Linked DNA regions of Homo sapiens: region 1 is linked to region 2. The links are chromatin contacts, found by Hi-C or POLR2A ChIA-PET in ENCODE. All regions are on one chromosome and are shown on one strand. The core of a region is the stretch at or near the end of the contact, and the rest is flanking DNA. Distances in the headings are between cores, read along the strand shown.

The links. A loop is a pair of places that touch in the nucleus more often than their neighbours do. ChIA-PET counts read pairs that join two places held with the same protein, here RNA polymerase II (POLR2A).
Region 1: a map of chondrocyte shows a loop between it and region 2 (2.5-fold over the local background). The contact joins two enhancer-like sites. A Hi-C loop is called at or near these places in 1 of 168 maps with a recorded cell type or tissue (chondrocyte). POLR2A ChIA-PET finds 5 or more read pairs at or near these places in 1 of 52 experiments (activated T-cell).

Annotation. Positions count from the first base shown.
Region 1 is chr20:24,501,881-24,505,788 of GRCh38, reverse strand. The region is part of intron 1 of SYNDIG1 (synapse differentiation inducing 1); the gene reads right to left. Among named protein-coding and RNA genes, the nearest start is that of SYNDIG1, 34 kb to the right of the region's middle. RefSeq lists enhancers at 1,077-1,576, 1,577-2,078. Within about 2 kb of position 1,953, at least 6 of the 41 ENCODE cell types and tissues checked have a DNase peak (open chromatin) inside an H3K27ac peak, as active enhancers do.
Region 2 is chr20:24,378,451-24,382,414 of GRCh38, reverse strand. No RefSeq gene overlaps it. Among named protein-coding and RNA genes, the nearest start is that of SYNDIG1, 89 kb to the left of the region's middle. Within about 2 kb of position 2,659, at least 2 of the 41 ENCODE cell types and tissues checked have a DNase peak (open chromatin) inside an H3K27ac peak, as active enhancers do.

The DNA.
Region 1 (3,908 bases), core at 704-3,203, 120 kb before region 2:
TAGCATCCCACTTTCTATATTCGGATTTCTGATCTTCTAAAATAAGTCCCAGCTCCACTGTGCCCTGATGTCCAGGACTTGGTCTCCTAAGGAGAACACTGAGAGGCATCCAGACAGCATAAACAGCTGACCTGGGCGAGTGGAGTAAACATGAAGACAGCAAATATGGGCGGAAGCCACCTAAGATTGCCTAAGAATGAGGACCCAGTCTGCTCTGCAATTTAAATTTTATTAAAAATGTTGCAGTGCCATTTACAAAAACCCCAGAAGGGAACAATCCATGTGGATTCCTAAAATCCACCCCAATTTAGCTGCTAGGTTGAGTAAGGGGGGCAGATCTGGGGTTTGGATATGTAGGAGCCACTCTGAGCCCCCCTCTTCCCCGCTGAGGGGGTCCTAAACGCCAGTGAGTCCAGAGGATGACCGCCTCTGCCCACCAGGCCTGACCTCAGACAAATATGACACCCTGGGCATCTTCCTTCTCCTTGAGAGAATTTCCCCAGGGCTCCCCTGGCTGCGCACCCTTGGCTGGTTTTCCTGCTTCCCAATGACTTCTCAATGACTCTTTGCCAGGTCCTCTCTTCAGCCTTTTCCAGCTCATCTCCCTGTAGCCCGCGGTGCCACCTACCTACCCTGTGCCGATGACCACTCAGCTAGCAAGCTGGACACGCACAGACCCTCTGCTGGCTCCTCACCCACCACGTCTGTGAACAGCCCTGCCGCGGCTCACCTGGCCTTGCCCCACACCTGGGATCTGTTCACCACCTCCTCCATGAAAATCAAAGCATCAACAAGTCCTACTGATTCTTCCCCCTTGTCACCCTGGACCAAGCTACCATCCTCTCACCCAGGCCACTTCAACGATTTCCTAGTTGCTTCCCCACATCCTTACTGGGCTATTGCAGCAGTCACAGGGTCTTTCAGATGGGGAACTGATTCTGTGACAGCTCTGCAGGAATTCTTCAGTGACCCAGCTCCCGGGGCACAGACCAAAGGCTTTTGCGTAGCTCATGAGAGCCAGCATATGCCAACCCCCGTTTAGTCTCCGTCTCAACTCTGACATCTCCCAACTCTCTATGTTCCCTCGTGACTGGCCTTCTTTGAAGTAGAAGCTGTTCTTCATGAGCTACAGATTTTAAAGTTTGGATCCGGATTCATTCTGAAGAAAACTGAAAACTAAGAACATCCATGCTCCACCACAGGGACAATACAGCCTCAGGTCCCAGCCCCCAGGCAGCCTCCGAGCCACAGATGGAGACCTAGAGCCAGGGTGAGGGTGGCATCCAGAGAGGGCCAAGGGAGCTCAGTCGGGCTTGTTTGGGCTTGGGTTTCCTTCGCTGCATCTCTGTCCTGTCTTTCCCTGTTTTCTTTCCAGGGGTTCCTTTAAGCCTTTTTGCTACGCATAGGGTCTCTTTATTATGTGCGACTTCATTGCTCCCCGGGCTACCTATGCCACAATCTACACTGCAGTGAAACAAGCCATCAGATAGCCACACCAATGAAAGTCCGCAAAGCATAAAACTGCTCTCCTGGCTGGGCGCGGTGGCTCACACCTGTAATCCCAGCACTTTGGGAGGCCGAGGCGGGCGGATCACGAGGTCAGGAGACCAAGACTATCCTGGCTAACACGGTGAAGCCCTGTCTCTACTAAAAATACAAAAAATTAGTCGGCGTGGTGGCAGGTGCCTGTAGTCCCAGCTACTCAGGAGGCTGAGACAGGAGAATGGCGTGAGCCTGGGAGGTGGAGCTTGCAGTGAGCCAAGATCATGCCACTGTACTACAGCCTGGGCGAAAGTGTGAGACTCCGTCTCAAAAAAAAAAAAAAAAAAAAACCTGCTCTCCCTGGATCCCACGGATCTGCTTTGTAAGCAGCAATCCTCATGAAATGTCTTCAATCCAGTCATTCAACAAGTCATGCCCGAGTACGCACCCTGCAGTAGGCGCTGGGGGTGGCAGGGAAGCAGCCAGAAGAAGCCTGTGTTCTTGTGAAGCTCACACTTGACCTAAAGATGAGAGGCAGATCATGAGCTCAATGAGTGAGTTCTGCAGATAAGAGCTGTAGGAAAGTTAGCACAGGGTCAGGGGGATTGGAGTGCCAGGGGGCTGAGATCATGAGCTCAATAAATGAGTTCTGCAGATAAGAGCAGTGGAAAGCTAGCAAAGGGTCAGAGGGACTGGAGCGCTGGGGGGCTGGGGAGGCATTCCCATTGGGGGATTTTGGGGGTGACGCTCATTGCTTCTATGAGAACTCTGCATCCCGTATCAGAGCAAAAGTAGACGAGCTTCTCCTGAGCCCCTGGTCTATTTTTACCGCGTGGACACTGTGAGTCATGCTGCTGATTGTGTCTCCCTCTCAGCACTGCTGCTGAGCACACAGCCAGCTCTAGACACCAAAATATATTTGAGGTGCTCACCTCCCTCTTGGTGTGATCTCATTTTTCCTGATCTTTTTCCTCCACCTTGTTAGGATCATCTGTGCATTTAGTTAGCTGGTTATATTGCCACCTGTCCGCCCTGCCTTGCGTGATAAGTACCGTGCAGAAGGAACGCATCCCCAGCTATATTTCCAGGCATTACAAGCCGCCTTCTGGCAGGGGACGCCTGCCTTCCCCCACAGTCCTCAGGAAGGAGCAACAGAGAAGAAGGAATGAGAAGAATGAGGGCACAGTCTGCTTCCCAAGCTCAGCTGAAGACCACAAAGCTTCTGAGACCCTGACCATGAATCTGTCCATTCACGCATCCCAGATAAAGGGCCCTTGAAACTTGGAAGTGTGATGGGCTTCATGCTATGACATCTTGAATGATCACTGAACATAATTGTGCCAAAGTTCGTATCTACTTAATTTCCCAGAGTTTAAAGCAGAATTAACATAAATGCAAAGACAAAACTCCCACGTCAGCGCTCTGCTTTCCAGACACGTCAGCAGGCACTGTATGAATCAGTACTGTCACTCTTCTCTTCTTCAGTGACCTTTGTATTTTATTTCCTTTAACAGAGAGGACAGCCCCAAGGCCTTCACACCATCCTAACCAGAAGCCAAATGGCAATGCACTTGGAGGATGTGCATTTGATCCAGAAAAGCAAATTAGCATGTTCTTAACAAAGATTTGAATGGGACATCCATGGAATGACACTAACTCTTAAAAATCACTAAAATAGCTTGCTTAAAAGTCACTGAAATAGCTGCCAGGGTCAAATAAATGATTGTTTCAAAGTCATTCTTTCCCAGAACTCTGCAGGGAAGATTCAAGGGTGAGGATTCTGAGAGATTCTGTCTCCCTGACATTCATTCCTGTCTGTGCCCGGGGTATGATTCATCCTGGAGAGGCCAGGACGATGCTCTGTGAATCAGAGCAGCACTGATGCACAGGCAGAGATGCTTCCCAAGAGACACTGCCTCCCACGTGACACTCCAAGCCCTGCTCGCCACTTGTCCTGGACAGGATTCACTTAGTGATGGGGAGAAAGCAGATGACGCAGAACAGGCCTGCTGCTTCCACAAGGCTATGACTCCTGCATCCAGGATGATGCCCAAGACCTCCCAGAAGCTGGCCCTGCGACGAGGATCTGAGTGCACTTGGGAGGTGGTTCCAGAAAGCACTGGGTAGGGGCAAGAAAGGTAGGGAACAGAAAGAAGGTGAGGGGTATGTGTGGTTAAGCCAGTTGCTGCTGCCAGTGGCTGGGGCTCAGCCCTGTGGGAACGTCTAGGGGACTGTATAGGACATTCACTCACAGCTATCAGGACAGGGGCATCTTCCCAGCAACGTCCTGCCCGCCACTGGCCAAGGGCTGCTCGTGGGCCATTCGTTCTCGGCCCTTAGCTTGCCCTGGCATGGGCAGAGCAGTCTCCCCTTGCTGGAAAAGAATCCCCAGGAAAAAGGCCACAGGTGTCAGCCAGAAGCAGCTC
Region 2 (3,964 bases), core at 1,410-3,909:
TTCATTAGGGGGGGTGTCAGTGGGTTCTGTCTCCAGTGGAGATGGAGTGGGCAGCCAATGTGGACAACAGGGAGATTGGGAATAAAGATGGACCCAATTATTTTTAAGAAAAACTCTCAGGCAGGTGACTGAAAATATTTTTAAAAGAAGGTGCAGAGGATGACATACTGTGTGATTCTTTGCTCAACCAGACGCTTGTCTTGGTAAGCCATACGCTCAGAAAATCCCGATAATCTGCAGAAGTTTGAAACAGCTTAGGGAAAGCAGGCAATCAGCCCCCGTGAAAATCAGAAGCAGGGAACAGCTGAAACAGAAGTCATGACCCAGCATGGAGCCTCTGCTTCTTCATTTTCCAGGCACTGGGAACCACCTGGCAGCTTTGGTTTCTATCTCATGGGGCTTGGCAATCTTTTGAGGTGCTTTACTTCCAGAATTTCCTCCTAAACGTATGCTCCTCCTTCCACCCATTCAAACATGCAGTGCATCAGAGGATGAAGGTGGGGGTAGAAAGAACAAAGCTTAAGAGATTTCCTGGCTTTCGTGTCTACACCCTGAGCTCCTGGAAGATTTCACAAGAAATGTGAAAGAGGGAGATGGACAGAAATTTTGTGGCAGAAGCCAAGGGTCCTGGGAGAAACAAGGGTGCAAGGAACTTCTCTGATACTAGAGACAGAGAGGAGATTTTCCTAGGCTGATAGGGGAGTGAGAGCTGTCCAGGAGTCAAGGGAGGTCTCTCCAACTTAGAGCAGTGGAGAAGATTGCTGGATTCTCTGTAGCAAGCTAGGAGGTAGCTTGGCCCCAGAAAGATGCATCTGGGACATGAGGTACCTCACAGATTCTCTCACTCTGCTGTGGCCATGGACATAAATCTATCCCAAAGGCAGGGGCAGCGGCCTTCCGTGGAAGCCTGAGCAGGTGGATAAGGATGCCTGAGTTTCTCACCCCACACACCTCTTCCTGCTACTTTGTAGCTCAAGAGCTTGGAAACACGATGAATTCCCATTGGTAACACTCTAAGACTTAATGAGATGTGTTTCCAGCTAAATCAGTGAGATGGGATCTAAAGTCCAAATTGAATTGGAAGTTGCAGATAGAGAGCTACCCTTACCTGAAGTACCCAAGATTCCATGTTTCTTAGGTCAAGAAGAGAGCACCTCTTTCTCACTTCTTTCACTGCCAGATGGAGAGGAATTAATGCAAGGGACCTGACGTGAGTGGCCCCCCAGGGCTACAGCCTAATGCACAGTGGGCTTCTTCCCATAGAAAGTTAGGTGTGATGGTAGCAGGAAGCTGGAAAGGTTTAGGGAACAATACAGAGTTCGCCCAGTTGGTTTAAATGAAGAGACTTTAGTGAAAGGACCATTTAGAGGTAAGGAACAGCGTTATGGAAGAAAATCAGGTGTGGTTAAGCACCTGCAGCCAGCAGCGACAGGAGGTTATGTTACTGTCCTTAAGGCCTCGTGAACAGAAAGTGAGAGAAGTTTACTGTAGCCTGGTGAGCTGTGAGCTGTGGAAAAGGTCATCCAGTGGGAGCTGCATGTGCAGATGACACAGTCACCATCAGGACAAGGTACTGGGACGGGGAAGTATTCAGGAAGAAACACCTGGTTTCTCTCTACTCTTGCTCTCCAGTGCTCTTCTGGTGCCTATTGGTCAGACCTAACCAGAAACCTGCAAGTCTGGAGTTAGCCTCGTGGTCTGCATGTATCCTCCTCGAGCACACAGCGTGGCAGAAAAAGTTGTAGAATGAATCTGGGGCAGAAAACAAAGAATGATGAAGGCTGATGCCAAGGTCTAAGTCAGGTGCATGGTCCAAGCTTACACCTTCAATTTCTTTTGGGCATACACCTACCAGTGGGATTGCTGGATCATATGGTGGCTCTATTTGCAGTTTTTTGAGGAGTCTCCAAACTGTCCTCCATAGTGATTGTACTAATTTACATTCCCACCAATAGCGTACAAGGGTTCACTTTTCTTCACATCCTCATCAGCATTTGTTATTGCCTGTCTTTTGGATAGAGGCCATTTTAACTGGAGGGAGATAATACCTCATTGTAGTTTTGATTTGCATTTCTCTGTTTATCAATGATGTTGAGTGCCTTCTCAAATGCCTGTTTGCCATTTGTATGTCTTCTCCTGAGAAATATATATTCAGATATTTTGCCATTTTATGATCAGATTATTAGGTTTTTTCCTGTGGAGTTGTTTGAGCTCCTTCTATATTCTGGTTATTAATACCTTGTCAGATGGGTGGTCTGCAAAATTTTTTCTCCTATTCTGTGGGTTGTCTCTTCACTTTGTTGACTGCTTCCTTTGCTGTGCAGAAGCTTTGTAACTTGATGTGATCCCATTTGTCCATGTTTGCTTTGGTTGCCTGTGCTCAATGAATAGTTCAAGTCCTGGAACCAAAATGATGTTCCCTGGAGCAGGAGGGCAAATGAATAAGAAGGACATCTGGAGAAATTTCAGGATGGGTTTGGAAGCTGTAATCTTAAATTGGGCTTGGAGGATGTCATTTTATTTGCAGCAGGTCAGTGCATCCTCAGGGGACCGAGGGGAGCTGGAGCCACACAGTCTCTATGTGTTGTTTCACCAGAGCTGCATGGAAGCCTGCCCAGCAGCCACTCCCAGGGCATGGATTCCACAGCCCGGCAGCCTTGTCTTTGCCTTCTGCTGAGCTGCGGCTTGTCTCCAGCATCCCACAGCCCAGCTTTTCTGATGAGTGGGAATGTTGGGATGAATCCCCAGAAAGTCTTTATCATACATGTTAATGTCTGGACCAAAAGCTACTTTAGCCAAAACAATGAGTCACCTCTAAAGCACTTAACATTCAGTTCACTTTCATCACCCGTAAAATGGAAGTTAAACTCAGGTCAAGATATCAAGAGGGAATGAGAGAGAATGTATAATTTGGGGGCAGAAAATAGGCTAAGAATATGCTGGCAAAAGAAAAATAGCAGAGAGTTTGGCAAGAGGCAAGAAGGGAAGTAACTGAGTCCAGGAGAATGGTGTTGGACAGAGGGAGAGGTCCAGGGAGAGGCGGGGAGGTAAGGAGAGGCTGTAAAACTCAGAGAGGCTTCTGAGAAAGGAGAAGTGACAGACCTTGAAGTGAGATTACACGCTGTGAAGAAAAGAAGGGGAGGAAGGTGGTGGAAAGACAGCTAGAAAGTGGGGTGGGAAATGGTTAAGAGAGAGACAGAACCATAATTAGGAGAGAAATTCGTGACACAATATTCCTATAAAACAGATATTTGGCATAGGTTCCTCTGGAAAATGTGACTAATTGTAGCTCACATATATTAAGTTAAAATTCATTTATTTACAAATGCTATAATTTGAGGCTGAATATAATTTCTTTATAAAAGTCAAGCAGTAAAGAGTTGAACTCTCAAGGAAATAATTAGGACAATAATAATAATTTAAAAAGTCAGGCACCAAAATTAACCCAGAATTAGAATAATAATGTGGGATCAGATGGCACCAGAGTTGGGATGGGACTCCAGTCTCATCATTTAGCTGTCTGCCTGTGAGCAGCTGGCGGCACATGGAGCTCAGAGCTCAGGGCAACTGGGGGTAATCTGCAAACACAGGACTGCTTGTGCGATGGGGAGGTCTGCATAGGGGCCTTGCTGCTGGGCCGGGGAGTTGTCAGTTCAAATGCACATGCACACACACATACACACACACACATATACACACAAATATACTACACACACATAGATATATATACCCACAAATATACATGCTATATATATATATATATACATACACGCACACCCACACATATACACACACATTTCTATACACACAAATATACACACATATATACACACACATATACACACACAAATATATATGTACAAATATAAACACTGTATATATACACACACCCACATATATGCACACAAATATATATACACAAATATACACACAAATACACACACTATACATACACACACACATA